Regions from separate parts of the Homo sapiens genome. Here all the other regions are linked to region 3. A link is a loop called in an ENCODE intact Hi-C map of the cell type or tissue named here. Cell type or tissue: heart right ventricle. All regions are shown on one strand.

Evidence for each region. A loop is a pair of places that touch in the nucleus more often than their neighbours do. Peaks named below come from ENCODE experiments on the same cell type or tissue, not always from the same donor. Only the 100,000 strongest peaks of a DNase experiment are listed, where the experiment ranks them.
Region 1: it touches region 3 in a loop (20-fold over the local background); 70 of 110 quality-filtered maps call a loop at or near these places.
Region 2: a loop joins it to region 3, with 4 times the contacts of the local background. A loop is called at or near these places in 4 of 110 quality-filtered maps.

The regions. Positions count from the first base shown.
Region 1 is chr14:76,383,699-76,391,698 of GRCh38, forward strand. The region is part of intron 1 of ESRRB (estrogen related receptor beta); the gene reads left to right. Among named protein-coding and RNA genes, the nearest start is that of ESRRB, 12 kb to the left of the region's middle. RefSeq lists an enhancer at 2,803-3,303 and a silencer at 3,503-3,602. In heart right ventricle, CTCF peaks have their summits at 3,663 (motif pointing left) and 3,888; a DNase peak (open chromatin) is centred at 3,643; H3K27me3 peaks cover 1,735 bases.
Region 2 is chr14:76,177,216-76,185,215 of GRCh38, forward strand. GPATCH2L (G-patch domain containing 2 like) reads left to right here. Exons shown (of 10, transcript NM_017926.4): 7 at 773-827; 8 at 3,549-3,634. Among named protein-coding and RNA genes, the nearest start is that of GPATCH2L, 29 kb to the left of the region's middle. In heart right ventricle, a CTCF peak has its summit at 4,523 (motif pointing left); no DNase peak of the experiment used is centred here.
Region 3 is chr14:76,047,693-76,055,692 of GRCh38, forward strand. The region is part of intron 3 of IFT43 (intraflagellar transport 43); the gene reads left to right. Among named protein-coding and RNA genes, the nearest start is that of IFT43, 66 kb to the left of the region's middle. In heart right ventricle, CTCF peaks have their summits at 3,291 (motif pointing right) and 3,490; a DNase peak (open chromatin) is centred at 3,339.

The DNA of each region.
Region 1 (8,000 bases), 340 kb after region 3:
ATGGCTGGCTGAGCTGTTCAGAGGTGCTGAGCATGATTAGTTGGGTAAAGTCCCAAAGCAGAATGCCTATAATTGGCCCCCCTGTTCTGATTCAGCCATCAATACCTTTATTCATGGCCGCTGGCTGGCTCACGTTTTGGTGAAAAAAACAAGAAGGGTGTAGACCTGCTGTTTACAGACAAATTTCAGGTGGTCTGTTTGTTATCTGAGGCGCGTGGTGATAGGGGCTGCAGGTATGGGTGAGGATATGAAGAAGCACTAAACTTTATGCAAAACCAATTTTTAAATCCCTCCCCTCATCTCACCGCCTATGCTTGGAACCCTAGTTTGGGATCTTGGTGATGCACAGTAAATGAGCTGTTGTATGCTTTTGTTTTTGTCTTCCTAATCGATCAGCAGAAAACATTTCCTTTTGATGGTGAAACAGGACTTCAGCATGCAGAGCGCAGTATTTATCCTCTTACTTTTAGCTTCACTCTTTGTCATTTGTCTCTTGGGTTTGTTGACATTGTCTACCTAAGCAGTCAAGCTAACAAGCTTTGGCAGAAAGAACACTGCTTTTACAGAAATAGTAGCAATTTTAATGTGATGGTTATAATAATTGTGATTACAGTAATCACAGCTTGTACCTTTTTCTTCCCAAAAAGCGCAAAGCAATTCTCGTAACCATTTTTCTCATAGTAGCTGGATGAGGGTGACCGTTTCTTGCTCCCAAACATAAATATCTTCGTGCAAACATAAACATGCAAAGGCTGCAGGTTTGCGTGTCTGAATTCACCCAGGAGCAAAAACTGCCTGGTCTCTGAATACGAACAGGCAGGTAGAGGAGAATACGGTGTTAACCACCTGGCCCCCCTGAGAAAAGCTGGGTGCTTTGCCTTTGAACGAAGATGGGAGAAGTGTTTCTTGTAAGTGATGCTGTGCCAAGTTTGACCCCACTACTGCCGGCTTCTATGCCCCGTGCCATGCTCTGCCTCCCAGTTTCCCCTTGCTCCTTGGTTCCTCTGGCTGCATTCTCATGACAGGTTTGCAGACCAAAGGCACAGAGAGGACAAGGGGGGGTTATGACTTGGCGCATGTGAATATCTGGGAGAAGAACTGTGTGAAGAGAGAGGCAAAGTCATCTCTCCACCCTTGATCGCCTTCTTGGCCATTTGGCTTCTATGAGGCCGTTGTCCCTGCTCCTGAGTACCTCAACCTGCACTATGGAGGTGATTAGAGGGAGGTCATCAGGGAACTGACCTCTCTGAATTTCCATGTCCCTTCTTGTGATGCTTCATGGCGACTCCCAGACCTGAAGCCTGCTCACCTACAGACCATGCTCATCTGTGCGTTACTTTAGAATCCATCAATGCTTCTGTTATTTCCTCTCTCATTTCCTTTTTTGTATATGTATCGTGGAACGAAGAAGCAGCTCTGCTTCACCTAATATTCCAGGGTCCCATAGCTGTCTGTATTTTTTTTCCATCTCAATATTCTTATTCATGTTCTTACTCATAGTTTCTTTTCCTCAGGAAAAAAAAAAAAAAACAACCAAACCTCAAAGCTTTGGATTATTAATTGATTATTAACTGATTTTACAAACAAATCATTCCACCCCCAAGGAATGCAAGCAAGACTCTGGCTGTGCTGCTTAGGTTGAGATCTGCTTTCCCCCTCAATCGGTGAGAAATTTTATATCTTCAATTCCCTTGTTGGACCCTGAGTAAAAAATTAATTCATGAATAATAAAAACCAATCAGTCTTGTTGAGTTTAAGAAGGATTAGGAGAAAGGGTGTTTTTTCTTACAGAGAACATTTGGAATCTGTGTGTCACTGTCACCGAGTGTTTGGGGGTGGCTTGAGCGATGCCTTTATTCATGGCAAATGAGCTGTTGATTATCCTGAGTATAACACATCTTCCTCAGTTGTTAAGGCCAGCTTACTGCTGACTGTTACGGGGTTCCTACCCACTGCTCTCCCACCATCCCGTACTCCAAGCCAGTGATAATTCACTGAAATTAAGACAGTTTCCTGTGTAAGTGGCATATAACCAAATAGCAACTGACCTGGCCTTTGCATTATGAATAAGCCCATTTGTTGATGGGATGGAGTCCTTCTTGGTTTCCCTCCCCTTTCTTTCTCAGGAAGTAATTGACCAGAAATTTACATGCTTTTCCCAGAACTACAGAAATTAGATGTGTAGATTCTCTTTTCAGTTTCCACTAATAGTATCTACCTCCCAGGGTTGTTTTGAAGATTTAGTCAGAGGACAAGCACCAGGCATATAGTAGGTGTGCATTAAATGTCCAGTGTTATTAATTTTTTGATGTTATCTTTGGGGCATTACTTTTTATTCCTTTGACATAATCTCACAATTATAGTCTTCCCTACAGTGAGACTGGGGTGCTTGAACTGACTACTTTGTTTAATGTGATCAATATGGCTCGCGTGTCAATATGTAACACAAGGGGATTAAAGAAGGAATTACAGTTTGGGATGGAGAGGATGAATAGGAAATTTTCCTCTGAACGAATCCCTATATTTTCAGTAGGGCTGTCCAGTAAAATACAGGATACCCAGTTAAATGTGAATTTTACATAAATGTGAGTATCTTTTTTTGTATAAGTAAATCCTATGCAATGCTTGTTAAATCTGGCAACCCTATCTACCCATGACTGTTTTTCTTAAAATAGTCTGATAAGAAACACATTGCTCTTATTTTTTTTCTGCTTTTGACCAAGCCCGAAAGATTAATTCTAGGTTCGGTTTTTTAATTTTTTTTTTTTTTTTTTTTGCGACAGAGTCTCACTCTGTCACCCAGTCTGGAGTGCAGTGACACGATCTCGGCTCACTGTAACCTCTGCCTCCCGGGTTCAAGCGATTCTCCTGCCTCAGCCTCCTGAGTAGCTGGGACTACAGGTGTGTGCCACCACACCTGGGTACTAATTATTTTGTATTTTTAGTAGAGACGGGGTTTCACCATGTTGGCCAGGTTGGTCTCAAACTCCTGACTTCAGGTGATCTGCCTGCCTCTGCCTCCAAATGACCATCTTTAACATTTTACCAATATGAATGTGTTAGGCTGGCCGTGCCCTTAGATATGGCAGTGGGTAAGTTCCCTCGACCAGATATATTGATAGAGTTACAATTAAGTAAATAAATCTGCTGAATGAGGTCTCCTAACAGCACCCAGGGCTACTGAATTTTGCCTTAGGGAGGAACAGGGTAAGTCAAGTCTTTTTGGGAACCTGTCTGTGCCTGATGTTTCCCTGACAAACGGGTTGGGGTGCTGGACTGCCAGAACCTGAGACCCCAGAAACTGGAAGTTACCCTTGCCCCACCCTGGAGGCCAAAGCAGCAGCTCTCCCTACCTCCCCACACAAGGACAGGAGGCTGACCCTTGTGAGGGTCTCCCAGGAGGCTGAGGGGAAGCAGCCCAAATCAGTGTTAGGTGGTGGATCAGGGAGGGTTAGGACTCCAAACCTGAAGCAGAGCTAGTTGAGAGCATGGATGAACCGGGTCTCGCCAACAGGGTACCAGCGGACCCCAGCTTCCCCTCATTCACCTCTCAGAACAGCACAGTCGCACAGCCTTGGTAAACACAACCATTGTTTTAAGCCTGATGCCCTCACAGCCCCGGGTACGGGGAATGGAAGAGCTCTAGAGCCCCCTACAGGCACTCACTGGCACTGCACCCCATGGGTGACAGTTCTGCAACAGAGCCTTCCCTTGGTGGGGTGTATGGAGAATCCCAGGGGGTGAGCCTTCAGAAGCTCAGGGGTGAGCTCAGGACCCTGGCTTTAGAAAGCAGCTCTGGTTTTCACCTTTCCGAGCCCTGCTCCATGCAATTTAGCACTGCAGCTGCCTTGTAGTGTGGTATTCCTCCCAAGCCCCACCATGCATGCATGCACACCTACACACCACACACTCACTGCCTCCGTGGCTTGCCTGACCTCCAGACGGGCTGGAAAGTGCTCAGGTCTGATTCAGTTTGAGGAATGACCTCCAGCTGCTGAATATGCAGAAGCCGTGCAGCCAGCACCATTTTCAGAGCCAGATACTGGTGTTCAGATGCTCTTCTCCAAGCCACCTAATTCTCTGGGGAATCATTTTAGGATTTGATGTAAGAAAAGTGTCTGAGGGGGGATAGGAGAGCTAAATATAAAGTGTAAGGCCAGAGATGGGCGATTGTAATAGTAATAGTTGTAGTAATTGACATTTATTGAGCATTTACTGTGTGTCAGGCTTTGTCCTAAGAATATTTCATGTATGAAATCATCACTTCCTCACAACAATCCTAGGAAGTAGGTATTATTATCATCCCCCATTTCACAGGTAAAGAAACTGAGGTACAGAGACGTTAAGTCATTTGCCCAAGGTCACACAGCTGACAAAGCTGGGATTTGCACAGAGGCTGTCTGGGTGTGTGCCTGCACTCCTCACCCCGATGTTATGTGTCGCTCATTGCATCTAGAATTTCAGCTTTCTTTCATTCTTTTTTTTTTTTTTTTTTTTTGAGATGGAGTCTCACTCTGTGGCCCAGGCTGGAGTGCAGTGGCGCAATCTCGGCTCACTGCGCGCTCTGCCTCCCAGGTTCACGCCGTTCTCCTGCCTCGGCCTCCCAAGTAGCTGGGACTATAGGCGCCTGCCACCATGCCTGGCTAATTTTTTGTATTTTTAGTAGAGAAGGGGCTTCACTGTTCATCCTGTTAGCCAGGATGGTTCTGATCTCCTGACCTCGTGATCCATCTGCCTCAGCCTCCCAAAGTGCTGGGATTACAGGCGTGAGCCACTGCACCCGGCCTAGAATTTCAGCTTTCTAACTCCTGCCTTCAGAACACCTTGTGTAGATCTAACACTTGGGCAAAGTTTAAGGTGGTGGTGGAGGGGGAAAAGACCAAGACCCATGTCTTGGTTCTGAAAAAAATAAGGTGGAAGAATTGCTGCACAGAGTCAGACCTCTCATCCCCCAGGTCAGCTTCCATCCTTGTCCTCGGCACAGGAGAAAGCTGTAGGAAGGAACTTTTGGTCTTCCTGACATCATCGTCCAAGGGCCCATGCCCAGCCTCTGGAGGCCACTCAGTGGTTTGACCCCCTCCATGCCTCTCCTAGAGTCTATCATAAACATATTTTGAAGCCGACTTCCCTCTTCTCAGCTTGCATTTTCTCCTGTTCCTTGCCTTCCCATCATTCTCTTATCGCCCATTCTCCAACAGCTCCCAAGTCTGAGTCTCAGTGCCCTACCTTGGTGCCCGTCTTGGATTCCCGCAGGCACCACACAGCAGCACGTGCAAAATCAAAGACAGCATCACACTCTAAACCTGCTTATCCTCATGTCTCTTTAGGCAGGCACCCCCCACCAAGCCAAGATATGGAGCGTATCTTCAGTTCTTCCCTCCTGCTCTTCATTGTTGAGTCCCCTCCTACATCTGGAAAACTTTTACCTATGTATACACCTCAGATCTAGTCATTCTTGTATTGCTTCCCCCAACCCTGGTCTGCTTAGCAAACTTCTATTTATCCTTTAAAACCCTGCTCAGGTATCCCCCTCTGTGTGGAGGCATCCCTGACTTCTCCCTGGGGGAATTAGTCTTTCTCCTTGCAGCTGTTCTCTGTCTCATGCCCCTGACTGGTTTACAATCTGTTGGATTTGAATATTTGCTTATTTTTTCTCCTAGATCATGAGGTCCTAGAGTCCAAGGTCATCTCTGTGTCCCCAGTGACACAGAGTGGGTGTTTAATAAATGTTGGTTGAGCTAACCTGAGGGGATTGGAAGTAGTTAAAGGGGAGCCCTTGGGGGAAAAGAGGCAGAAAGAAGGGCCTGGGAAGAGGTAACCAGGAGAGCACTGGTTCTGCCACATTTTTGCCCTGGTTGAGCCATGGAGGCAGCTCTGGCTTGGGGAGCATTATATCCTTCTGGGAGGCAATGCAGTGTTGGGGTTAAGAGGGAAAACCCTAGCTCCAGACTAACTGAATTGAAATCCTGGTCCCAATGGTGTGCTGGAACCAGCTCAAACCAGCTCAGGAGAGCTCACTGTTAAATATTCAGCAGTTTTGTGGGCTGATGGTCAAACACAATCATTATTAAAAATTAAATGGTATAAACTTATAATTAAATACATTGTATTAAAAACAAAGGTAATAGATACCACTCCTCACTTCCTCATATCTTAGTACATTTCACTTTACGTTCTTGCCATCAATTTACACCTAATGTATGGTGGAAAAACCATGCGATGCTGAGCTGCTGCCTGTCTCTTCCCAAGCCTGCATTCCATGATGACACACTGGTAGTTTGAGAACAGCCATGATGGGAGTATTTACACCACGGAAATTGGCAAATGCTACAGATCCGCCGTCCCCCAGCTGGCCATTAAACATTTATTACCACACCACTGCACTGGCTCCGTCACATCCCAGCTCTGTGACCCCAGATAAATGACTCAATCTCTCTGTATCTCAGATTCCTCTTCTGCTGTGATCTTCCACGTTAGATTGCTGTAAAGATTAAAAGTTGATAAACATGGCTGAGTGCGGTGGCTCACGCCTGTAATCCCAGCACTTTGGGAGGCTGAGGTGGGCAGATCATTTGAGGTCAGCAGTTTGAGACCAGCCTGGCCAACATGGTGAAACCCCATCTCTATTAAAAATACAAAAATCAGCCAGGCGTGGTGGTGGGCACCTGTAATCCCACCTCCTTGGGAGGCTGAGGCAGGAGGATCACTTGAACCCAGGAGGTGGAGATTGCAATGAGCCAAGATTGCGCCACTGCACTCCAGCCTGGAAAATAAAGCAAGACTCAGTCTCAAAAAAACAAAAACAAACAAACAAAAAAAGATAAATATAAGGTACTTATAGCAGAAACTAGTACACAGTAGGTGCTCAATAAATATTAGTTCTTTTTAGTATTTCTTCTCATTGCTCCAGTGATGCCCCTATCCAAATTCTACGGAAACAGATGACGTGCCAGGTAGAGGAATGTAAGTTTTATTTCTAGAGCATAAGGTTCATGTCCTTTCCCTACAGGACCCCTGTGCGTAGGGTTTAACTTGAGGAGCTAAGTGCGGGAAGTAAAAACCATGAATTTTCCAAGGGGAAAGGCGCTGATGGAGAGGTATGCTGAAGCCTCCAGGCCATGAGAGGATTGTGCCCCAGGCCCTTTGAGGAAATGAGGCCACAGCAGCACATGGTTGAACAGGTGAGGCAGGCACAGGTGAGGTCAGGAGAGGAATGAAGCAGATGCCAAGAACAGCCAAGCTGCAGCATGAAGGGAGGCTCTGTGTGTGGCTGCAGCGGGGCCCCAGGACCTTGCGAGGAGGCAGCTGCCCTCTCTGGAAATGCTGGGCTGTGCGGTCATGCCCATGAAAGCAAGGGCTCCTCTGGCTTTGGAAGTGGAGAAAATATTCCTGGCCAATCCCGAGTTGGATCACACAGTTGAGGTTACATTGGCTGCATTGTGGTTTCTTGGGATGCTACAGGAAAGCGGGAAGGTAAGATTTGGTCTGCAGCCTCCAGGACAGCAGAGGCCAGGAAAGAGCAAGAGTGCGTTTGGGCTTTTCTAGACTCCTCCGTGGCAGGTTTCCTGGGTCCCAGCCAACCCAGGCCCCTGGAATGAGGATTCACACTTAATCTCTCTGTTACCTGGAAATTGCTTCAGGTTCAGACCTTTGCCATCAGGAGGGGCAGTTCAGTGACTCAGATACACACAGTTCCCAGCCCAGCCCTTTTCCGATGGCAAGTGCACTACAAGCCCACAGACCGCTGGCAATGCGTACATCTGCATGCTGTACAGGCCAGAAGCTGCAGCTCATTGCTGGGGTCTGCTTCTGTTCTTTGAATCCCTGGTCTGTAGACAAATGCCCTTTGGAGCGGCCTTGCCGAGGAGAAGGCAGCGTTGAGAGTGAAGCCCTTCCTTCCCACCTCACTATGGGAGTCTTTCACTTTACCCTGAGCTCCTCAAGGGCCCATCTGGTTCTGATTCGTCTGCAGCACAGAGTCAGTCATGGAGGAGCCTTCA
Region 2 (8,000 bases), 130 kb after region 3:
TTGTATTTTTTGTAGAGACAGAGTTTAGCCATGTTGTTCAGGCTGGTCTTGAACTCCTGGGCTCAAGCGATTTGCACACCTTGGCCTCCTAAAGTGTTGGGATTACAGGTGTGAGCCGCTGCGCCCAACCTGTGAAATATCTTTTTGTTCTAATTACTGTGGTGAGTGCTGTAGGAAGCCTGTATGTAGCTACAGGAAAATAATTCTGCCAATTCTTGTGACAGCCTTGTCCCCTAAAATGGTTGGTTCTTTCATATATCTTGTATGCATCATGGTCAGTACCCAGTTATGATCCTATACACATCCAACTCGGGCTAATTTTACATAGAAAATAAAGATGTGGGTGTGGTTTATGCCCTTCATGAGTTGAGACTCTTGTCACTGCACAGCTGAGAGATCATTGGTGTCACAGTGTAATCTTGGGTTTATTTCTGTTGTTCAGTCTTTTACATTCCATTACAAGCCTTTTTCCTTTGAAGAGGTTTTTTTTTGTTTTTGTTTTTGCAAAACATTCACATACATTTAATCTCTTTCTCCTCCTCTGATTACATCTTTTCTCTATTCCCTTCTTTGTCTTTACTTAATTATTCCAACATCTTATCTTCTTCTCCCTTCTGTAATTTTCCTATCACTTCTTTTATTGTTTTCTTTCCTGTTATTCTCTCCCTCTCTTTAGTTTCTGGTTACCATCAGCTGGGAAAAGAGAACGAAATCAGGTAAGATCATTTTTCTTTGTCATCTTTATTTTATCATTTGGTTTCCTTTTCTTTAGAAAGAATAAAGCGTTGGCTTCTGATTTTCCTCACATTTCTGCTTGTGCACATGAGGTAAGGTTTCCTCTTTCTTGTTATTTTGATTTTCTTGGAGAACCGTTTTCTAAGAGTATCCAACACTTACTGGTAAAAACTGCAGCTAATTCCTCTTTGTAGGTTCAACTGTGATCATTAGTTTCTTGTAGCATATATTTCATAGGAATCCTGTTTTTATTTTAGTTTTGAACTTTGCAGTAAGAAAGCAGAATGAATCTGATTTGCATATGGTTTAGTTCAACATCAGAATCCTGCGTTGAGAAGTACTATGTTGAAGCCTAAACGTATGGAGCAGAAGGTAGAGCTGCTTTGGGTGAAGTGGGGTCAAAGCCTTAGAGCAGTGGTCCCCAACCTTATGTCACCAGGAACCATTTTTGTAGAAGACAGTTTTTCCATGGACCCGGGTTGGGGGCGTGGTGAGGGGGGTGGTTTTGGGATGATTCAAATGCATTACATTTATTGTGTACTTTATTTCTGTTGTTATTACATTGTAATATATAATGAAATAATTATACAACTGGTCATAATGTAGCTTGTGCTCCTGCAACTACACAGTCCCACCTGGGGGTGATGGGAAACAATGACAGATCATCAGGCATTAGGCTTTCATAAGGTGTGCACAACCTAGGTCCCTCTCATGCTCGGTTCACAGTAGGGTTTGCACTCCTATAAGAATCTAATGTGGCTGTTGATCTGACAGGAGGTAGAGCTCAGGCGGTAATGCCCACGATGGGGAGCAGCTGCTTGCTGACAGCTCACCTCCTGCTGTGCGGCCCCGGGGTTGGGGACCCCTGCCTTAGAGCCTCTCCTTCTTAGTCTTTTCCCTGGCTACCCCCTGAGGGGCCCCTTGGCATATTTAGGCCCATGTGGAGGGCTCACAATTTAAAAATTAACTCACAGTGGTTATCGATATGTTTCTTTATGTGTGAAGCTTTGTGATTTTTTTGGAGGATTGCATTATCTTGGTGATTAGTTGTAAAATAGATGAACACTGACAGGTGAAAAGTTGTAGGCTTCCTGTTTGTTGTGGGTTTTTTTGTTTTTTTTTTTTAACAACTTAGTAGCTTACTGAGTTGATATACACGATCCACATTTTAGACTTGGAATCTTCATTATGAATTTGCTGTTTCAAAATGAACTAGAGTGGTAGAAGACATAACTGGTGTATATGTATGAGATGATTTTAGATGGCATATAGATGCCCAATTTTTAAGTTATGTATTATAGTGTACATTGGAAAAGATGTAATTATGGTATCAAGCCTGTTATTTCACGGAAATATAGTAAGGACAAAGCTGAGCAAAAATAATTGATATGAGGAAAAATAATAAGTAAACAGTAGTACAGGTTGTAGGCAGATAAGGAAAGTCATGAAGGTGGTATGTGAGAGACTGCAGTTTGGGGAACACTAAGCTAGAGCACTAATCATGTTTGCATCAGAGGATCCAAAGGCAGAAGGGGACCTGTGGCAGTCACCTGATCCAGATCCGTTATTTGCAAATGACGAACTGGAGATCTGTAAGATTCAAACTATTTGCCCAAAGTGATACAGCTAATAGAACCAAGATTGGAACCTCTGTGGCAGATAGAACAGTTGCTTAGTTTGTATTCTCATAAAACAAGTTTGAAGTTATCATTCCGGGTTCTTCCAGTCTTTGTATGTCAGAGGGTATTAAGTTCTAAACTTTTTAGAGAGGACTGTTATGTTGTGGGAAAAGTCCAAAGAAAGCTAGCAAACATAAAGTGAGGGATCTCCTTTGATCCTCACAGCCACCTTTTGAAGTCAAATAGATGTTTTGCAGATGAGAAACTGAAATTATACTCTGAAAGCAATATTTCATTTAGCCCTCATAATAACCCTGTAAAATAGGTAGGGCAGGCCTGGCACAGTGGCTCATGCTTGTAATCCCAGCACTTTGGGAGGCTGAGGCAGGTGGATCACCTGAGGTCAGGGGTTCGAGACCAGCCTGGCCAACATGGCGAAACCCTGTCTCTACTAAAAATACAAAAAAAAAAAAAAAATTAGCTGGGTGTGGTGGTAGGCGCCTGTAATCCCAGCTACTTGGGAGGCTGAGGCAGGAGAATTTTTTGAACTCGGGAGGTGGAGGTTGCAGTGAGCTGAGATCACACCACTGCACTCCAGCCTAGGTGATGGAGTGATTAGGTAAGACAGATAGTGATATATTCATTTAACAGATAAGGATAGTAAAGCTCAGAGGTTATGTAATTTTTAACACCCAGTATCTCAGTGGTAGATTGGAACTAAAAGGTGTTCTGATTCTTAGTCTAGTTCTCTTTCCACAATACTATGCTGCTGTTATGTGTCAACCGGTTATTCTTGGAAACATTTGCCAGGATAAGGAAATGAAAAGGTAATTTCATGCTAATCTTCTTGGGAACAAGGGCTGATACATAGTTGATAATCAGCAGGCACAAGTTCCTGTTATATCATGTGGAAAAAACTGTCTTCTGCCATTTAAGTGACTATTGTATGTCAGAAGTTTTTGAAAAATTGTTGTTTAATAAGGAATAGCTTTTTTTTTCCGAGGTGTGCTAGATCAGGTTTGGTACATTCATAGGCAAACTATGAAATATGTGTGACTTTACTGAACAGTGCCTGTGTTTGGTATAACAAGAGTTGGATAGTCAAAGGGGAAAAGTAATCAAATGTAGGTTACCCTTTAGGATCAGGTCCGTTTCATGTAAGCCTTACTAAAATAGTCTTATTCATTCCTGCAGTTCAATCCCCTGTCTCCCCTTTACTCCCTGGATGTTCTTGCCGATGCTTCTCACCGAAGGTGTTCACCAGCACACTGCTCTGCCAGGTAATTGTCTTTTAGTAGCGGTTATTTGCTTCTGGACAATACTATATTCCTTTCTATTACCCCTCAAATTATAGAGTATGCTTGTGTACAGTATCCAATTTGATCCTGACAATCTTTTGAGGTAAATAGATGTTTTACAGATGTAGAAACTGAGGCAGAGCAGTGAAGTATCTTTCCTGTGGTCCAAGGCTAGTATGTGATTAAGTCTCAACTTTGACCTAAGTCTTCTGGCTCATATTTCATTTTATTTCTGCTGCTAAAAGCCCCATCTTCAAACAACATTATTAATGTTCCTTGCCATGAGCCTGCAATACCCTGCATAATCTGACTTCTCCCTACATGTACAGCCTCCTTTCGTATAATTTTCTCCCTCTGTGGGAGAGAGATCCAGCAGTACTAGGGAGTTCTGTTTTGTTCTTCAAAAATTGCAGCAGTCCTTTCCTGCCGCTGAAACTTTGCACTTCTTCCCTTTGACTGGAAAACTGTCTTTGAGCTGCTGCTTGTCTCAGCTCAGGTGCCACCTCGTCAAGGAGGACCACTCAGACCATCCCGTCTAAGGGGCCACCTCCAGCACTTCCTGCTCGTTATCTGTTTGTTTCCTTTATGGCTCTATCACAGTCTGAATTGGATTTGCTTATTAGTTTATTTTAGTTGGTTTGGTTTTTCTTTTTTAATTTTTTTCTTTTTCACTTTATCCCTCAGTCTCTCCCACTAGAATATAAGCTTCAAAGTACTGGGATGTTGTCTTGTTCCCTGATAACTTCATAACACCTAACACAGTATCTGGGACTTGTTAGGCATTAACATATATTAGTCAAACGAGTGACTCCTTACAAATATAAATTCTTTTAGGTGACATGGGAAGTAAATATGGTTTTAATTGTAGCACCCCCTACAGGGCTGTTATGCAGAAAAGAGTAGCTAATAGGCTGGACCCTAGAAGTTGTACTGTTTCTGGTGGCACAAAGAATTTCTTTCCAAGGTTCTGATGACTCTTTTTTATTCCTAATAAGTTCTTAAATGGTTATGTTCATAGCTTTTGAGGTTCAGGCTGCACAAAGAAGTTACTTTCATGGATACAGTTAGAACTTCTACTATGGGCTATAATAATAAATTTTGCACCATAACCTACTGCCAGGTCTTTCTACTGAAGAAGTGGTATTTCTGTATGGAATGTCTTTTGAAAAGAGAGACCATCACAAATGGTGTTATTAAGAATGTTGAACTGCCGGGCGCGGTGGCTCACGCCTGTAATCCCAGCACTTTGGGAGGCCGAGGTGGGCGGATCATGAGGTCAGGAGATCGAGACCATCCTGGCTAACACGGTGAAAACCTGTCTCTACTAAAAATACAAAAAATTAGCCAGGTGTGCTGGCGGGTGCCTGTAGTCCCAGCTGCTCAGGAGCCTGAGGCAGGAGAATGGCGTGAACCCGGGAGGCGGAGCTTGCAGTGAGCTGAGATCGCGCCACTGCACTCCAGCCTGGGGGACAGAGCGAGACCCCGTCTCAGAAAAGAAAAAAAAAAAAAAAAAAAAAGAATGTTGAACCAGAGTGAGACCTTGTTTCTACAAAATTTTTTTTTTTTAAATCATTTGTGTCTGGTGATGTACACCTGTAGTCTCAGCTACTTGGGAGGCTGAGGTGGGAGGATCACTTGAGCTCAGGAGGTCAAGGTTGTAGTGAGCTGTGATGATGCCACTGCACTCTAGCCTGGATGACAGAGTGAGACCCTGTCTCAAAAAAAAAAAAAAAAAAAAAGAAAAGAATGTGGAAAATTGTGGAATGATATAAACTATTAGTAGTAAGGCCTTTCCTTCAGTAGCATGATGTTTATTCATCATTAATTCATTCAGCGTTTGCTGGAACCCTACTATGAGCCAGCTCTTTGTTTAGATACTGCCCTCAAGGAGCTTACATTCTCATGGGAAAGTCAGGTATGGAAGTTGACAACTACAATAAAGGTTTGAAAAAGCACAGAGGAGGGGCCCCTAATGTCAAGGCTCAGGGAGATCTTTTTAGAGGTGGTTGTGCTCAAGCTGTCATAGAAGACAACAGGATTTTAATCCATAGGAAAACAGTCCTTTAGCTTTTTGTCTTAATACCAAATAAAATAATGTCTGTGTATACTGTTTGGGAAAATGATTTGAGTAGCATGATATCATGTCAGAATGCTGAAAGTGGATTACTTTCCCTCCTCTCTTTACCTCTGCTACCTAGAGCTGTGCTGTGCTGAGATCAGTATTCGTACTTTTGTCAGGTTTCCTGTTTCCTTTAAAAGCCTTATCCTGTGGCTGGACTAGGCATCAGCTTCTTGTTTCTTTGTGTATCTCATTATCCATACCACTGTCTTCACTCTTTTGCCTGGCAGTGTTTGTGGCTGAACTTGGAAACCTGAGGAAGTCTCTACTATGCTTCTGGTATGCTCAGCTCTAGGGTAATATTGCTTATTGTTTTAGACCATTGCTGAAAGCAAAGGAAAGAGAATGTGGACAATCATGCATCGTCTTTGTCCTTACTTCTAGACGTCATACCCAGGGCAGTAGATACCAAGTGGGTTGCATACATGAAGGTTCTTTGGGAAAGGGAAAGAAAATTTTTAAACTTACATTTATTTATAGCAAAAAAATTATAGCAAAATTTTTTTTGTTTTAAATTATACATATGTGTCTAGTAGCACGTATTTATATTTTATGTATATGTACTACATACATAATTTTTTTTCAGATTTTTTACTCATGAGGGTGCACCTCAATAAAGCTTGGCAACCACTGCTTCATGGGAAATGATCAGCGCAAGTGACTTCTATGCAATTTTTAGAAAATGTGAATGATGACATACTGAGCTCTCAGGGCAACTGGTCACTCCTTTGTAATCGTTCCTCCCCAGCAAGGGGTTAGTGAAGATGGAACCGTCTAGCTCCAGTGTGGCAGACTGATGAGATTGGATTCAGAACTGGGCAGTAGGCTTTGCAAAGAGTGGATCATTTAGCAAAAGCCTGGCACCAAGGAGGAGTGTGAAGGAGTAGTGGCAGGGAAGAGGCAGGTGAATGACTATACTAAAAACTGTTTCCAGTGGAAATTGTGTCTTTTTCTTGTCCCATTTTATTTGTAGTAGGGAAACATTTCTTTCAAAGCACCTGGGCAGCATTGGAAATTTCACATGCATCATTAGCATGGTGTGTGTGTGTGTGTGTGTGTGTGTGTGTGTGTGTGTGTGTGGCGACAATGTTATCATTAGTGGTATAATTTTATTTTGCAAAGAGAGAAGTGTTTCCTGTTTTATCACAGCTTTCCCCGAGGAGGGCTGGTGTATTAATTTGCTGTATTGCCTCCTGGCTGTTCCCAGGCTGTTTTTCCTCTTCATCATGGAATTTTTAATGGCCCTACTGCCTCTTGGGAAGCATGTGAGGAAGAGTTCCTCAGGGAGTGCTTCCCTTTTTTCACATGCCTATAATTACTCTCCTTTAAGAGCACAAAGAGTTTGATAATCATGCCTGAACTATGAAGGTTCCCTCCTGTCAGGTTACTGAGCTGAGGCTGCTTCTTGCCTGGACACTGCCAATTCCATTCTCCTAAGCAAGAGCAAGGGCTTTTCAACAGTTTCCTCCCTGCTAGAACCATATGCCCTTCTGGTTCTCAGAATAGGTGGGGGCGGGGGGCATTGGGAGGATGGTGCATGACCTAAAATCCTCTCTTGTTTAATATTTCATTGCTATAAACAAATAAATAATTGGACCATAATATTAAAATAACATTTTATTGATGTAGCGTTATAATACAGCCCAGATGACAGGTGCAGTGGATGGGAGGGAGAGTTTTGTGGTCTTTGTACCATCTAATAGATTTGTGGATTTCAGGAATAGCACTCTGGAAATAGTTAACTTGGTGGTTTTCAACCCTGGCTGCAAGTTGGAATCACCTAAGAAGCTTTAAGAAAATATATCCGTGCTGGGCCCCACTTCCAGAGATTCTGATTTAATTGGTCTGGGATAAGGCCTAGACATTGGCATTATTTTAAAGCTCCCTAGGTGATTAATATGCCAGCCAGGGTTAAGAACTGTTGTCCTAAATGCATATGGTTTTGTGACTGGTGCTTTGTAATTTGCTTAATAGGGTCTCCCCTTTCATAATTGGTGCAAACTCTGTACTTTGGTATGGTATGCACCATTCCTTACGGGAGGTAGACCTCTGGACTTCTCTTAGCTTTGGAGAACCTACTGCAGGTAGAGAAGAGTGTTAGTATCTGCACGGTGCCCAGCACATAGTTCTTAATAAATGGATCAGGGGCAGAGTTTTGTCAGGTGGATATATGGATAGTTGGATTGTTGGCTGGGTGTGTAGATGAAATCCATAAACCAAGTGTTTTGG
Region 3 (8,000 bases):
CTGCCCGCCTGCCTTCCTCCCTCTGTTCCTTCCCTCCCTCCTTTTTTTTTTTTTTTGTCATTGCAGTTTCCAAACCTGCACACTACACTGTCTTGATTGAGATTTTTAGGGCTGGATAAACCAGTTGCAAGGAAGGGACTGCGTGGGGGTTGTCAGAATGGAGAGCAGTATTAATGGGGAACAGATGTGGGTGGGGGCCAGAATCAAGGGGAGGCAGGGTTGGTGATCATTCACAGAGCTGGGGAGAGACCTGAGGAGCTATGGAGTCTGGCCCCTTCCGTTTGGAGATGGAGAAAATGAGAACTAGGGAGGTTAAGTGACACTGAGTTATAGAATCTTAGAGTTAGAAAGGCCCTTAAATGTCACCTTGCCCCACTGCCCAAGGTCGTACAGCTAATTAGTATAATAGAATGTGCCTCTCGTTCTGCAGCCGTGCCCATTCTCAAACCTTGAGCGCTGCACGCATTTATCTCAAGTTCACAAAAAGGCCATGCACTATACTATTTGTGCAAGAGTGAGTCTGTTAGAATAAAATTGTCTTTACTGCTACCCTCTGGGACCCTCACAGAATTGAGATGTTGATCGTATGAAGCAATCTTATTGAACAAAAAAACTTCCAAGGAAAAAAGTTGTGTCCCCTGAGCCAGCCAGTCTCTGCTAAGGGGGACCTGCTGCTTTGCAGAGTGAGCAGCTGAAAGCCAGGAGGGAATGATTAGAGAGGCCAACCATTGGTTAAAATTCTCCGAACATAAATGATCTCCTTGTTCTCCCTTTGATGGATTCGGTCTCTCAAAAATAAAATGCATCTGTGAACATCACACCTACTTCTTTCCTTTTCTTTTGAGTCCTGTATGGAGAAGTACCCAACAGCAATTTTAATATAGATGAAACAGGTTGGGCACACATAGGTATAAATATGCATAGGAAATGGAGGCCCCTCACATCATCCGAGTTTTTTCTGGTCTAGTGGGTCGGTCAGTGATTTTACCTTTTGACCCATGCTGCCCCCACCAGAGCTGAATACTGATGGCTACACCAGTTTCTCCAGGTTTCACAGCACCCATTGTAAAAGAGCCCACGTGTTGAAGTGGCAGGGTGCCCTTGGTTCTTATTTACCAGGGATTCACCAGGGTGGGCCCTGAGCCTCCCAGGAGGCTGCCACACATGGTCCTGTGCTCCCCCAGTGGCTCGCATGCCAGCAACCAGAACTGAGGCACCTTCTCTTCATGTACCTCATGACTTGGGTGAGTCTCAGTGTATTTATGGGGTTTCGGGGAAATCACAGAATGTAAAAGAACAGAAGCAGAGAAGATGGTGGGTTAGTTACTAGAAGGAAATCTTTACAGGTTTCCCCATTATAGAGCAGAAACTTCTGTACAGGAAAAGTAAAAGACCCACTCCAGCAATTAAACATGAATTGAAATAAAGGTTTCCAGAAGCACTGAGAAGTTTGTCCCTTGACTTGTGGCACATGGTTTCTACTAGTCTCAGTCACCACATCCAGTCTCGTTTATCTCCATCTTCCATCCTTGTAGCTCGATTTTCCCAAGATTCGTGTCTAGTCCCAAAGTTATTCTTTTCCACTAGCTTTCACATCCTCTGATCATGCCAATGGAAAAGTCTCCATTTACAGCCAGTGTTTCTTTAACACTTCTCTAACCCTACTAATCTCCCCTTTTAATACAAAATAGGCCGTACGCTCTTGGATTTTTGACAAACAGCAATGTCTAGCTAATAAAGTTTGTAGTTTTTAAAAAGCTGTGTGTTTTTTTTTTTTTTACAATTATTTCCCTATGGCTGGTGATGATAGCTTTCCATGAAGATGTAGAGTTTTCTTTTAAAAAAAATGTATTAAAACCAAGGAATCAATTTAAAGAAAATGCTAAGTGGTTGCAGAAAGTACATAGCTATAGCAAAATTGGTGAAGGTGGCACTTGGAAATGGCAGACATTTGGGGAACACTCATACAGCGGTTCTTCTTAGCTGCTTCTCCCCACCCCCAACCCCCTTCTTTCTCCCAGTGGGAAGAATAAGAACTTCCATTTAACTGCTCTGTGCTGCTTTTGTACTGCAGGATACAAGGTAAGTTGCAAAATATTAGATCATTGAGGTCTCTATATGTGGGCATAAGTAACTTGAAGGGGGAAAGCAAAGAACCCATGGTTAATTTCAAGCCCCCAAATCCCTCCTGATCCCTGATCAATGTCAGTGTATGTATTTATAGAGTTGACACCAGTAATACCAACTTATTTGGTCTTATTGCTTACCCACTCAGCCCTGACGCCATTCTCATCTCCAGCCACCACCTTTTCCTTATTTCAGCCACACCATGTCCCCTTCTGTTTTCCGAACACCTCAGCCCCTGCATGCCTCTGACCTCTGTTCGAGTGGTTTCCCTCCTGCAGCTTTTCTGCCCATTGCAAGCCTCCTCATCTCTCCATTGGCAAGGCTTCCATGAAGCCTCCCCAGATCCCCAGCTAGAATGGCTGGTTCCCTCTTTAGTGCTCCTGTGACAGTTTGCTTACACCTTCCTCACTTGTCCTGTCAAATCTGGGGCTCAGTAGAATGAGGGATTGTGAACCTCAGTTTCCAGGTCCAGCACTGCGTCCACTGGCTTTGGAGCCTTCATTAGATCTCTTTGAGGACTCCTGGTCTCCACTTCTTCATCTAGCAGCTGACAGTTTGGATGTGGTGGGAGTATTTGGATGTGGTGGGAGGGTTTGGATGTGGTGGGAGTGTTTGGATGTGGTGGGAGTGTTTGGATGTGGTGGGAGTCTTTTGTTTGTTTTCTTGGGTTTTGTTTGTTTGTTTTTGAGATGAGGTCTCGCTGTGTTGCTTAGGCTGGTCTTAAACTCGTGGGCTGAAGTGATTCTCCCACCTTAGTCTCTTGAGTATCTGGGATTACAGGTGCACACCGCTGTACCCATCTGGTGGTGAGAGTCTTTTTGGCCTTACAGTATGTAAGTTTATGGAGGTGTTAGTGTTATTTCTGTAATGTTCTTTTCTCCTACCAGATTGTAAAATCTTGAGCAAAAGATCCCCAATTCCCAACACCTCTCACTCCTGCCTAGTAGATGATTAGTGATCCAGTAATGGTTTCCTGAATAAAAAAATGTTCATTTGAGAGGGCTAAAACCTCTAGAGTTCTAAACTCTGCTGCCTTTTCTTGATAGCAGGCATATTACATTTTATATGTTCCCATAACTGTAGCTACTCAAAGCGTTTCTGTGTATTTCAACCTTTTTTCACACATTTAGTTTGAAGCAAAACAAAGCTGTCATTTTTAATGTGAGCAGCAGGGGGCAACATTCTCCCAGGAATTGCCTTGTGATTCACTAGGCCTTGGCAGTGTAAAGAGAGGACATGGGCATGAGTTTTTTATCAGTCTACCAGACATCTTACTGATGAACTGTGCTGGCAGGAGCTAAATATGATCTAGCGTGACCTAAAACCCCAGAGTGCCAAAATTTGGGTGTTAGGGAATACCTGCCTGTTTTAAAAGAAGGAAGAAAATATGGTACCTAGCGGCATATACTAGATGCTAAACACATGAGTGGCAAGAACTAGGAACTGAGGGGAAAGAGGGTGGTGACTGCAGCTTTCAGGGGAGATTTAAATGAGGAGAAATCTGTTGGACAAGGAAAACTTCAGTTCATGAGAAATATCTAGCTTTTAATGAGTATTGCAGGTGTGGGGGCAGCTTAGAGCAGAGGGACCCCAATTATCCAGTGTACCGCCTGGGATTGAATGAGCAGTGTGGCCAAGATGACAATGGCAGATTTCTCCTTTCCTCACATTTGGGTTTTCACTGCAAAGGCTCATTTGGCGCTTCACACATTTATAAAGTAGAGCCTTGGTTCTGGATTTGCTGGTGGCATTAGATGATCCGGGAATATTGCCTTCTCTCTCTCATGCCTTGGTAAAATTTACCTCAATGAGGTTTGGAGGCAACTGTGAGATTTTTCTTGGACATTTAAAAATTATGAGGGTAGAAAACCTTGCAAGAAAATGGCATTTTGATTTTTTTTCCTCCAGAGGAAGAAATTTTTACTTGACATTTTAAAAATGTAAAGTAGCTTTGGCATCAACGTAGTTGGTATCTCTTTCCTGCTCTTCCCCTGGCCAGTTTTTCTTCATGCCTTTGGCCCCTGGCTGCAGTTTTGTCTCTTTTGTAATGGGAATCATGCAGGTGCCTTCCTATGGCTTTGGCGTTTCTTTCACCTGCAACAAGTTATAGTCAGAACCATTCATCCAAACCCTTCACATTCCTCCCCAGGTCGGAGTGATCCCTGAGGGATGGACTCGCATAGGGCCTTCCACGGGCACAGGCAAGGCTCCAGGTGCTTGGCACTTTCGTCTATTTTAAGCCTGTTCTGCCTTGCAGCAGGGAGGTGGGTCTAGGGTCCAGTATGTGCTGTGGATATTAAGAGACTTCAAGGACGCTTCCCCCCATTTATCTCGGTTATGTCCCCTGCTAAAATAGGTTAACGGTGTCTAATTAACCACTGAACATTGTCATGCTGCATAAAGATAGCATCCTGGCTGTTCTCTGAGCCGTGGTACTTTATCTCCATTTAGATCTCTGCAGTATTCCATTAAACTCGAGAGAAACATTTTAACTGAGGTGATGTCTACATTAGGGCTGCCTTTTACCCTTCAGCACATAACCCATGTAGCAGCAGTTAAGGCCTCTTCTGTCTGGTGAAGGGAATCCAGGTTGTTTTGCGGCCTCTTCCCCAGAAGTTCATGGGGTCCCTGCAGTTGGGGGTCATAACTACCTGCTAGTCCCACTCGATCATGATGGCCAGATCAGGCCCCCTGATGCAGCAGGGAGGAGACAGACCCTGCAGGCAGGAATAAAACTATGAGGATCCAAGATTCTGCCATGGTCCCATGTGGCTGAAGTCACAGATGTGCCACTGGGATCCAGCTTGTGCTCAGCTGCCCAAATCACACCGTCAAATGTCAGTGTGGGCTCCAAATGCCAAAGAAAGGGATTACATTTGAGCAAAAGAATTTCAAAAAGGGAGGAATATGGAGAGAAAGGTGACTTAGCTAGATGGGTCTCTTTTTTGCCATGATGCACACTGTTGCGTTGTAAATAAAACATATAATAAATCACAGAACAATTAAGCCAACATTAACTACCAGATCATCAGGACTGACAAAGCTACAGCCCTACTATAAGTTGAAAAGTTGTCCCCGTCCTGAAAATATTAGTTGGATTTGAAGCAGAGGAGCATTTCCCATGCTGTTGAAATGCCCGCATGTCTCCATGGTGTAAGGGTTGGGAACTGAGCTTTGGAGTCAGACACCCTGCTTGCATTCTGGCCCTACCACTTTCTAGGTAGGTAACCTTAGGCAGGTTACTTACCTCTCTTGAGCTCCTCCTCTGTGAAACAAAGAGAATAAAATAAGGTACTATAATACTGAAATAAGATAATGTATACTGTATAGGACATATGTGATTATATAATTGTATAATAGTATTATAAATACTATAATGACAGTGGCTGGTGCCTAACAAACTCAGTAAATGTTGACTGTTGTCATCAGTCGTCATCCTTCTTAGGGCAGGTTTGTGGGGGAAGGGACAGCACAAAGGAAGGGTGGGCTGAGACCTGGGACTGGGCTTTCTTTCCCCTGAGAGTTGAGAGTGGGTGCGCTGAGCCAGGCAGGAGAGGCTAAGCGTAGGTCAGAGAGAAGCTGGGATGAAGACCAGGACGGGACTGGGTGAGTGTGGAGCTGAGGTACTGGGCTTTAAATGCAAGTCACGACAGCAAGACAACCGCCTTCACCTTCACATCGTCTACCTGAGAAGCCAAGCTTCTGAGTCCTTGGCAGCTTCGTGGCTGAGCATTGTAGGCAATTTGGAAAGGGCCATCAGCCCGCCGTGATGTGGGGAGGGGAAGCCAGTCTTTGCTCCCTCACCCTGCTCCACGAGGCGGAGGTGAGAGAGAACGTTTACTGTCACTGTCCCAGGTTAAAACTTCATTCTGCAAAATGGCCAAAGCAATCAGTGAGTGATGGAGTAGCTCTTAAAAAGAAACCTGGCATTTAATTAACTTTTCAAAGTGCTGATTCAGCAACCTCTGTGTTTTACATTTTGAATATTGAACGAGCATCTCTAATCGGATCTGGATTGCTCTGGGCCTGGTGTGGTGGAGAACACCTGCTTAGTTTTCATGAACACCACGTACTTGGGCGTGAATTTCAGGATCACTCAGGAACAGAGACTTCACCTAGTGGACCATTCAGGCCCCTTGCTATTTCTTCCTCCTCTCATCCTTTAGGTCAAGTCCATGTTCATTAATGCTTCCGTTAGAAGAAAGTCGGCAACTCAGGAGGAGAAGGCAAATAAGTTTCAGTTTTGCTGCTTAGCAACTGGAGTATTCAGCTGAATGTCTCAAGGCTTAGGGCAGGGAGTCTTGTCTACGTGACTAGGTCCCATTTCTGGAAGTTACTACCTCAGGGAGATTAGGAGTAAGCCCAGCCCATGTACATTGAAAAAGCTTCCGGGAATGAGTCTGGTGCACCACTGTTGAAGAATGACTAATTTAAAAGATTCTCTCCAGCTTCCAATTTGCTGTCTATACCATATCGTGCCTTCCATAAGGAGAGGAAGTCAAGAAGGGACCGTCTACACAGTAAATCCAAGCAGATGTCTGGGTGCCTTAGGGATATTAGATAATCAACTGGTATCTTCCTTTGAAAAGGCTTGAGGCAAAGTGTTTGGAATCTAGGGTGAAAGTTGGGAGACATGGATTCTAGTTTCAGCCTCATCACTAACTAGCTCTGTGATTTGGGTGAAGCCCACAGCTGCAGTGCCCAGCGTCCCTCTCTGTGTATAAAATTGTGCTGCTGAAACCTGCTTTTCCTCTTCTCCAGAACTCAGCCGAGGTAGTGTTTGTAGATGTGAATATCTTTGAAGAGTATTGAAAAGTGCTCTGTGTGAGGTGATCTCGCTGGAATTATGATTTGCCAGGTTCCCCAAACTTCTAATAGCCACTTTTGGGGAAAAAGGCACAGGGGCCCTGAGTACAGAAATAAACCGGCAGCCCAAGGCTATACTGATCTCAGCTCTGCAGACAGCCTGTCAGAGGGCTGGGCCCAGGTCACACAAGCCTCATCGACAGCCTCAGTTTCCTCAGAAGTTGGGAATGAAGTGTCTCTGAAGAGGTGCTCCAGGACCCATAATTCTTTACCTCAACCTCTGTCCTCACACAGTCTGGGAGGCAGAACTTCCATATCAGATTCTTCTCTAATTCCCTACCCTGTGGACTGTGGTAGACTACTGTGTTTTAGGTTCTTGTTTGTTTGCTTGCTTGTTTGTTTTTAACCTGTCACCAGTAGTTTAAAAATACAGTCAGGGCTGAGCACAGTGGCCCATGCCTGAATCCCAGTGCTTTGGGAGGCAAAAGCAGGAGAATTGCTTGAGGTCAGGAGTTTAAGAACAGCCTGGACAATACAGTGAGACCCTGTTTCTACGAAAAATAGAAAAAAATTAGCCAGGCACGGTGGCACGCACTTGTAGTCCCAGCTACTCAGGAGGCTGAGGTGGGAGGATAACATGAACTCAGGAGTTTGAGGCTGCAGTGAACCATGATCTCAACACTGCACTCCACTCTGGGCCACAGAGTGAGACCCTGTCTCTAAAAAAAAAAAAAGTAAATTAATAAAAAATAAAAATATACTTCATGACTGGGTATGTGTATATATAAAACAGGAAACAAAACATTTACATAATACCTATTCTTACTATTTTCAGCACATGGTGTTTTCTGTGCTATTAAAAAAGAAAGATGAAAGAAAAATTTTAAAAGGAAAGGAAAGCTGGTGGTGCGCCACTAAATTGGTTTCATGGCTCACTCGTGGGTCATGACCTGAAGTTTAAAAAACATCGTGCTAGATTCTGTGTCTTTTGCTGGGCTCCTTGTCACTGCACTAGCCTGAGGTGCCTTTGAGGACCAGGCAGATAAAGTAAATCTGTGAAATGGGGT